Regions from separate parts of the Homo sapiens genome. Here region 2 is linked to region 1. A link is an interaction called in ENCODE POLR2A ChIA-PET data of the cell type or tissue named here. Cell type or tissue: A673. All regions are shown on one strand.

Region 1 (5,000 bases):
CCTAGTGGGTAGGTTTTGCAAACAAGCAGCTTGAGAACCTCTCTAAACATAGATGTATTTCTAAGGGGAATTCCAAATTAGGGAAATGCAAATTCAAAGCCTGAATTTCACAACTGCTGACATTGCTTAGCCATATGTATAACATGCATCTTGGATGTTGAAACCAGAAAATGTTGCAACTATTTGTATGTTTTAAAAACTAAAATGAAATTCTTCTCTGGTTTCCTTAATACTACACTAATGGTTCTTCCTTTAATTTCTTAAAGTTTATTCATTTTTAATTTGTTTTAATATTACCCACTCAAATGAACCACATTCTGTATTCCAGGAGATTAGTACTGAAATAGAATTTAATTTATGAGCATGGAATTACAATGCCCAAAGTGTTTACCATATATTTAATCATTGATTGAAATATAAACATATTGTACGACTTGAGATGGTGCAGCACTAGGTCTGCGTTTTTTTATCTTTGAAAGAGTGTTTTTCAGTCACTTTCATAATAGAAACTCTGAGTATTAACATTCATTAAAGCCATGTTTCAGCATTAAAGCATGACCTGGTACATGATCTTGCAGTGGGACCTTCTGAATAGATCCTGTCCATTGAGTATACTTGATCTTAAGAAAAAACACAAACTTAAGTCTCAAAATGTTGGTTGTTTTGTTTTTATTTCAGGATTTTCCTTTTTCTCTTGAAATCGTATACCCTCTTCAAAGAGAGAAAGAAATGCTTCCAATAGAGTAAGAGTTAGAAACTCACATTGCGGGTATCAAAGCTCTGTGTTGCTGTGGAGTATGTGAGCAACTCTCTTTCATCCAACAGCCTTTTTGGGTTTTTGTTGTGGTGGTTGTTGTTGTTGTTGTTGTTGTTGTTGTTATGTGCCTTAGCCATGGCTGGCTGTCTGTTTCTGGGACTTGGCAGAACTAGAAGACATTAAGAATTCACATACTTCTCTATGGCCAGGTTTCCATTCTGTGAGAAATACTAGTTTTGGACATTACTATTTGCACAGTATTTTTTAAAGTCATTGATCGCTTCCTTTTTCCCTTGGGTAAAAATCTGACTTTAAATTTCTTGTGTATATATCAGATCTTCTTCCAAATAGACTATATTCAGAAATGTTGTATTCTTTCACATGGCATCCAAATAGTAGTATTTCTAGATAGGGGATTTTTAAAAGGAGAGTGCTTTTGCTGTAACAAATGGGCACTAAGAAAAACAAAAATAGTGAAGAGGAGACTGCTTAATTTCCAAGCCAGGAGTTTTTAGTTTGCCACGGGCAGAAGCCAAGGACATAAATAGGTGAGGAAATCATAGATCAATAAATGTCATTATGAGTTTATTTTATATTTACTGAATCGCCTATAGGATCTTTTTTTTTTTTTTTTAAAAAGAGTCTCGCTCTGTCACCCAGGCTGGAGTGCAATGGCGGGATCTCAGCTCACTGCAACCTCCAGCTGCCGGGTTCAAGCAATTCTTCCTCAGCCTCCAGAGCAGCTGGGATTTCAGGCGCGCATCACCACGCCTGGCTAATTTTTGTATTTTTGTAGAGATGGGGTTTCACCATGTTGGCCAGGCTGGTCTCAAACTCCTGACCTCAAGTAATCCTCCCATCTTGGCCTCCCAAAGTGTTGGGATTACAGGCGTGAGCCACCACGCCTGGCCACCTATAGGATCTTGGCTGTTGGGCATACTAGGGGAACACATAATCCCTGTGCATTTGGGATGGTGGTATCCAGCTGGATGTCAGGCAGAACTTTTCCTGCTACCACCAGTTTTACCATGGTTAGGGACTCTTCTCTGTATTCTAGTAGCAAAGAGCTTTTAACTTATTACAGATGACTTATCTCTGAGTCTTCTCTTTTGAGTTTCATTCCTATTGCATCTAGCAACTGAGTTTGTAGTTTAAGGAAATAGGCCACTTGATACTTCCTATACAATAAAGAGTACTTGGAAAGAGTTAATCAGCTTATGCTATATGTGGTGTAATTGTTAAATACTGAAATCCAGACAAATCTTGAACTCTACCAACATATGATAATAGTGTAATATAGAATTAAATCCAGGTAATCCATACATAATGACATTTGAGACCCTGGGTTGTGTAACTTGCTCAGTCATCTATCCAAGCGCAGTGCCTCACTGGGGGAAGATTTATCCTGAGCAGACATTCTGTCATTTATGAGTTGGCCTCTCTTAGAAATGCAGGTTACCTTTGGAAGCTGTGATTCTGAAGATACTGGGAAGCTGGGTATTCTGAAAATGCCCCATGGAATGAAAAGCAAATTGGATTGGCACACTTGATATCTTAAGTTGCCTTCTTGGCCTTCTTCCAAGTGTACTTTACTTCCTTTCAAAAAAAAAAAAAGAAAGAAAATTGGGGCCACTGTTAACTAGAGTTCTTATTAGGTCTTAAGAATTGTAGAAGGAAATTTGTCAGCTTACAACCATGCTGTGTATAAGCTTTTTTAAATTCTTTTTTCCTCCATGCTACCTTTGAGCAAGGCATTAATGCTAGGCAGATGCAAATATTAGTTAGACGTGATGTTTGACTTTAAGGAATCTATTTAGTGGAGGAGACATATACATACACAAATACCTGTCAGTGTACCCTGATACTAATGTCAAAATGAAGCGTGAACAGAGCTGAGGATAGCAAGAAGGATATGTTTATTTCTAACTGAGTCACTCTTGAGGAAAGCATCACAAAGACAGTGGCATCTGAACTTAAGAACAAATAGAATTTCAACCATCAGGGAGAAAGGAATTTGAGACTAAGGAAGCCAGATGTAAAAAGAGAGATAGAAAGGTACAAGAGTAGTCCATTGTGACTGGAACATATGGCATAGAAGAAAGGGAAATAACAGGAGTAGGTTGAAGTCAGATTATTTTGGGCCCATGATTGCCTTTTGCTAGTCTTGCTCCAAAGGGCTCTGTATTAGATAAGGGAATTACGGCTGTCATATTTAACTCTTGGTTCAATTTGCTTGGACTGCAGAAAAATTGTAATAGAGTAGCCTTTTGCTAATGATATACCCCAAAAGATGGAAAACAGCATGTCCAAGAAAATAAAATTACATCAGATCTGCAGGTTTGTGGACCATATTGAGTCCTTCCCCTAAATTGTTTTATCAAAATGAAATCTGGTTAAAATGAAAGTCAGAGCCAGCTTTGGAATAGAAGTTTCAGAATGAAAGGTTGGTAATAGGATATATAAACATTTGCCTTTATTTTTTCAAGTGTCCAATTATCCTTTATGATGATGATAGATCAGGTTATGGACAGGATATATTAAGAACCTTAGGGTTAAATGGGGCTCCCTTTCTATTTTCATCTTAGTAGTACTGATCATCCCTTCCATCTGGGAAACAGTAGGAGGGTTAAGCCATGGACTCTGGAACCAATCTGCTTGAGTTTCAGTCCTAGGTCTGCCACCTACTGCCTGTGTCACTTTAGGGACCTTAACATCTGTAAGATAGGAGGGACAATAATAACACCTACCCTTACTATATACCCATGAAAATTAAAAATCTAAAAAAAAAAAATTTAAAAAGGAGGTGATTGGAAGCTGTTACAGAACAGATCATGAAGATTTTGATTGTGATCTCTGATCCTGGGGGAAAAAAAATTAAAAGAGAAATTAAAAAAATATTTAATAGCACCTACCTTAAAGGTTGCCATAATGATTGGATAAACATAACCAGGTAAAATAGAACAGTGACTGGCAGTTAGTGAATGCTCAGTAAAACTATCTTGAGTTATGCTGGCAGCTCTGTTTGCATGCCACTGATGTGGTGTGTGGATGTGATCTGTAAGTCCTACTTTTTAATCAGTGGCATGCAAGCAGAGCATTGTCTTCTCAACTTGTATAGTAAAACAGTGGTTTTCAGACTGATGGGATGTGTTAGAGGACCAGTAGATATTAAGCGGAGATGGCCACTCTTTATCAGTCAGGATAGCGATGCTTTTATCTATTTTATATATTAGAGGGGTTCCGTGTAAGAATTTGCTTGAAGAAAGTGTTCCGATGCTTTTAAAACAGGTATGTTTGGCCGGGCACAGTGGCTTACACCTGTAATCCTAGCACTTTGGAAGGCCAAGGGAGGAGAATCACTTGAGCCCAGGAGTTCAAGACCAGCCTGGACAACATAGCAAGACCCCCATCTCTATAAAAATTTAAATTTAAATTTAAAAATTAGCTGGGCATAGTAGTGCATGCCTATAGTTCCAACTACTTGGGAGGCTGAGGTGAGAGGATCATTTGAGCCCAGGAGGTCGAGGCTGCAGTGATCCAAGAAAACTATACTTCATCCTGTGCAATAGAGCAAGACCCTGCCTCAAAAACAAAACAAAACCAAAACGCATATGTCAGCCATAAAAAATGATGAGTTCATGTCCTTTGTAGGGACATGGATGAAATTGGAAATCATCATTCTCAGTAAACTATCGCAAGAACAAAAAACCAAACACTGCATATTCTCACTCATAGGTGGGAATTGAACAATGAGAACACATGGACACAGGAAGGGGAACATAACACTCTGGGGACTGTTGTGGGGTGGGGGGAGGGGGGAGGGATAGCATTGGGAGATATACCTAATGCTAGATGACGAGTTAGTGGGTGCAGTGCACCAGCATGGCACATGTATACATATGTAACTAACCTGCACATTGTGCACATGTACCCTAAAACTTAAAGTATAATAAAAAAAAAAAAAGAACAGTATAAGGAACTTAAAAACAAAAACCGCATATGTTCTACAATAGTGTTTCTCAAAATTAATGCTTTCGAATCAAATGTTATTAAAACGCACGTTATGCCAGGTGTGGTGGCTGATGCCTGCAATCCCAGCACTTTGGGAAGCCAAGGCGCATGTATCACCTGAGGTCAGGAGTTTGAGATCAGCCCGACCAACATGGTGAAACCCCATCTCCACTAAAAATACAAACTTAGCCAGGCATGGTGGCGCATGCCTATAATCCAGCTACCTGGGAGA
Region 2 (5,000 bases), 60 kb before region 1:
CCATAAATTTTGCTTTTCAGATAGTAACCATTTTAAAGCCCAGGCCCTGAAGAATGCTGAAAATGCTTACCATATTCACCAAGCTCGGGTGAGTCTTCAGATAGAAAGGTTTACTGTAATTGGCCCTGGAAATACCCCACAAGCCTTTACTTAGGTGGTCTTCCTTTAGTCTTAATCACATTTGCAATTAAAAGCATAGACTAGCTTGTGTATATGTGTGTGAGTAGCTGTGTGTAGGGGGTGGAGCTGGGTCTCTTTCACTTTAGATTAGTAGGGATACTAGAAGAAAGGCAGAAAAACGAATATTCAGTTTTCTAGCTTTAGCAATGTGTTAATTTCAAGTTAGAACAGTTTGTATTTTTTTTTCTTTCTCTTGAGTAATCATGGGCAATACAGTATGAAATGTATCATAGATGTTTAATGAAAAAGACCATACTCACCGGGCGTGGTGGCTCACTCCTGTAATCCTAGCACTTTGGGAGGCTGAGGTGGGTGGATCACGAGGTCAGGAGATCGAGACCATCCAGGCTAACACGGTGAAACCCCATCTCTACTAAAATACAAAAAATTAGCCGGGGGTGGCGGAGGGCGCTTGTAGTCCCAGCTACTCGGGAGGCTGAGGCAGGAGAATGACGTGAACCCGGTAGGCGGAGCTTGCTGTGAGCCGAGATTGTGCCACTGCACTCCAGCCTGGGCGACAGATTGAGACTGCATCTCAAAAAAAAAAAGAAAAAGACCACACTCTTGGCTTGTTAAGAGAGCCATATCATGGTTTCAAAAAACTGCTACGTTATTTAATGCCTTCTTTCACTTAAGTAATAACTTGCTCTTTGTTATTTATTTATTTATTTATTCTTTTTTTTTTTTTTTTTTTGAGGCGGGAGTCTTGCTTTGTCACCCTCCTGAGTAGCTGGGACTACAGGTGCGCACCACCACACCCAGCTAATTTTTTTTATTTTAGTAGAGACGGGGTTTCACCATGTTGGCCAGGATGGTCTCGATCTCCTGACCTCGTGATCCGCCCGCCTTGGCCTCCCAAAGTGCTGGGATTACAGGCGTGAGCCACTGCGCCTGGCCCAAGCTCTTTGTTATGTATGATATAGTGATGTTTAACAAAATCAGAAAGAAACTACAATCAGGTTGAATTAAGTAAAAAATTTGCTGTTTTTAATATACTGCATAGGAGCCCCTATTTAACATTGACAGAGTGTAAGTCAAAGATAGACGAATGTGACCTTCCCCAATTTCTAATATAATTGTTACATTAAATAATATTAGTAATATGTTTTATAGAAATGATGTCATATGATACTACGTTATATTATCAGATTATGAGAAATTTTGTTCCAATTATTTTTCTTAGCACAGGGTAGATATATTGTTATCTTGAGTCTTATTTTCATGTAATATTTTTCCTCTTTTTTTTTTTTCTAATTTTTTTTTTTTTTACTTTCCAGACAAGGTCATTTGATGAAGATGCAAAAGAAAGTCGAGCAGCTGCCCTACGGGCAGCAAACAAGTCTGGCACTGGGTTTGGGGAGAGTTATAGCCTGGCTAACCCATCTATCCGGGCTGGTGAGGATATTCCACAGCCCACAATTTTTAATGGCAAATTGAAAGGTTATCAACTGAAAGGCATGAATTGGTTGGCCAATCTATATGAACAGGTGAATTTTAGAACCGTGTCATTCTCTTCTATTATCTCTTTTCCTAAAGTCATTTGTTCAATGTGATTGTGAAATGAGTACAAGATCTGGCTGAGCGCGGTGGCTCATGCCTGCAATTCCAGCACTTTGGGAGGCCAAGGCAGGCGGATCACCTGAGGTTGGGAGTTCGAGACCAGCCTGACCAACATGGTGAAACCCCATCTCTACTAAAAAAAAAAAATACAAAATTAGCCTGGCATGGTGGTGCATGCCTGTGATCCCAGCTACTTGGGAGGCTGAGGCAGGAGAATCATTTGAATCTGGGAGGCGGAGATTGCGGTGAGCTAAGATGGCGCCATTGCACTGTAGCCTGGGCAACAAGAGCAAAACTCTATCTCAAAAAAAAAAAAAAAAAAAAAAAGGAAATGAGTACAAGATCATGTTTTAGATTTCACCCTTTTAAAAAGCTGTATCCTGGGGAGGGATAGCAGTAGGAGAAATACCTAATGTAAATGACGAGTTAATGGGTGCAGCACACCAACATGGCACATGTATACATATGTAACAAACCTGCACGTTGTGCACATGTACCCTAGAACTTAAAGTATAATTAAAAATAAATTAATGTAGATTTATTAAAAAATAAAAAGCTATATCCTTTGACAAGAGGCAGAAGGATGTCTCTGTTTCTCTTTCTTTTTGAGACAGGATCTTACTCTGTCACCCAGGCTGAAGTGGAGTGGTGCGTTTATGGCTCACTGTAGCCTTAAACTCCTGGGCTCAAGTGACCCTCCTGCCTCAGCCCCCAGAATAGCTGGGACTGCAGACACATGCCACCACGCCTGACTAATTTTTGTATTTTTTGTAGAAACGGGCTGTCTCCATGTTGCCCAGACTGGTCTCAAACTCCTGGGCTCATGCGATATGCCTGCCTCGGCCTCCCAAAGTGCCGGGACGGGCATGAGCCACTGCACCCAGCTGATGTCTTTTTGTTTTTTTGTAACCTGGAGATCCTACTGGAGAATATTTGTGTATTTCTTATGGTTTGTCTTATATGGACTTGGTAAATCTAATTGCTTTTGTGTCTGGGTTGTATTAGCTAACAGATTGGCCTTGCCCTGTCTCATGTATCATGGTTCATAGTTGTAGCTGTAGCATTGGCAAAAGCAATTACTATAGCAGTGGGTAAAAGTGCTGAGGCTGAGTATCTCTGGTCACTTCTCTTTAAACAAGCCTGTTATCTTGGTCGTTCTTTTTGGTAACAGGTTGAACTTTATTTGATGAAATGCATGAGGTGTTGACCATGTATTTTTTTTCCCCAGGGTATTAATGGCATTCTTGCTGATGAAATGGGCCTTGGTAAAACAGTACAGAGCATTGCCCTTCTGGCCCATCTGGCTGAGGTGGGTAGATGCAATCTTTCTATCTTCATTTCTCTAGAATTTAGGGTAATTTCTGTTGAAAATCAGCCACTTAAAAGCACTATGTTAAGCTGTGTAGCATTCCAAGATAGTGGGACTGGGTTCTTGCCTCAGAGCTTTATAAGGGGACAGTGTTTTATAACTTTTTGGTTTTTAAGAGGGCTAGGACAATTTTTGAGCATGTGATTTTGAGACACTCCTTTCCGCTCTGCATTAATTACCACCAGTGTAGTGGCAAGGGCCATATAGTTAGATCAGAACACCTTGCCTAACATTTCAGCTCTACTCTTATTACCAGTGTAAACTTGGGCAATTTAGCCTCTTTTTCAACTTAACTCTCTGAGGCTTAGTTTCCTCTTCCTCTTCCTCTTCTATGGAGACGTTATCTACTTTATAGGAATTTTATAAGAATTAAATTTTAAAAATGCGTAAAACTGAAAAAAAAGCAAAAGCTCTATACCTATTAAATAACTACAAGATTGTCGGATAACTAGTATAGTAGAAAACAATACATACAAGTCAGTGTGTCATGAATGCTTTGTGGATAAGACCTATAAGAGGTCAGAAGAGGGAATAGTTGCTTGCCATTTTTTTCTCAGGTGTGTCTTTATGTTCTTATTATTAACATAGGATATTACTATTGAATGTGCAGATTTGGGATTTACTCACTGTTTCTCTTGTTATTTGTTTCCTATTCTTAGATTGTTCTTGTCATTAATTATAATTTTGAATTAAATACCTTCCCTTTTCCTGTAGTTGGCTGACTGGGTTTTTCTGTTGCAGAGAGAGAACATTTGGGGACCTTTCTTAATAATTTCACCTGCGTCTACACTTAACAATTGGCACCAGGAGTTTACTAGATTTGTTCCTAAATTTAAGGTAAATATCAGTCCAACCAAAACATCTATTGCTCTTTAAAATAAACTTTTTGACTCTCCTTTTCTTGCCCTACTAATTACTCATAACAGTTTTAAATTTTGGCCGGACTTGGGGGCTCACACTTGTAATCTCAGCACTTTGGGAGGTTGAGGTGGGTGGATCACGAGGTCAGGAAGTCGAGATCATCCTGGCTAACATGGTGAAACCCCGTCTCTACTAAAAATACAAAAAAAAAATTAGCCGGGCATGGTGCCATGTGTCTGTAGTCCCAGCTGCTCAGGAGGCTGAGGCAGGAGAATCGCTTGAACGGGGCAGGGCCAGGGGGGTGAGGGGGCGAGGGGAGGTTGCAGTGAAGGGAGGTTGTAGCAAGCCGAGAATGTGCCGCTGCACTCCATCCAGGGCGACAGAGCAAGACTCCTTCCGTCACAAAAACAAAAATATACATTGTTCCAAAATAACTTGCATATAATCACTATAAAACTTACTGCTGGGAACAATGAGTGCATATTGCATTTAGCCTGATAAATGGATACTCGTGGTCAAACTGCCACGGTAGAAAACATCTACCTTATTTGGTTTAACATAGATTTTTGACAAATCATACCATCAGTACACATCCTATCATTTACGGCATTTCTCTTTTCATTTAAATCTATTGTAAATAATTCATTTCTTTTTTTTAATACATGTCTTGTTTTTGTTTTTGTTTTGAGATGGAGTCTCACTCTGTCGCCGAGGCTAGAGTGCAGTGGCACAATCTCGGCTCACTGCAACCTCCATCTCCCAGGTTCAAGCAATCCTCCTGCCTCAGCCTCCTGAGTAACTGGGATTACAGGTGTCTGCCACCATGCCCAGCTAATTGTTTTGTATTTTTAATAGAGAGAGGGTTTCACCATGTTGTCCAGGCTGGTCTCAAACTCTTGACCTCAGGTGATCCACATGCCTGGGCCTCCGAAAACGCAAGGATTACAGGCATGAGCCACCGCACACAGCTGTTGTTTTTTTTTTTAATCAGAGTTTCACTCTTGTTACCCAGGCTAGAGTGTAATGGTGC

The links. ChIA-PET counts read pairs that join two places held together with the same protein. Peaks named below come from ENCODE experiments on the same cell type or tissue, not always from the same donor. Only the 100,000 strongest peaks of a DNase experiment are listed, where the experiment ranks them.
Region 2: POLR2A ChIA-PET joins it to region 1 with 5 read pairs; 5 of 35 experiments call an interaction of 5 or more read pairs at or near these places.

The regions. Positions count from the first base shown.
Region 1 is chr15:41,008,953-41,013,952 of GRCh38, reverse strand. All of the region lies in intron 27 of INO80 (INO80 complex ATPase subunit), which reads left to right. Among named protein-coding and RNA genes, the nearest start is that of INO80-AS1, 5.3 kb to the left of the region's middle. In A673, no CTCF peak of the experiment used is centred here; DNase peaks (open chromatin) are centred at 22, 1,902 and 2,282; H3K27ac peaks cover 819 bases.
Region 2 is chr15:41,068,516-41,073,515 of GRCh38, reverse strand. INO80 (INO80 complex ATPase subunit) reads left to right here. Exons shown (of 36, transcript NM_017553.3): 11 at 21-88; 12 at 1,458-1,667; 13 at 2,969-3,049; 14 at 3,851-3,946. Among named protein-coding and RNA genes, the nearest start is that of INO80, 45 kb to the left of the region's middle. In A673, no CTCF peak of the experiment used is centred here; no DNase peak of the experiment used is centred here.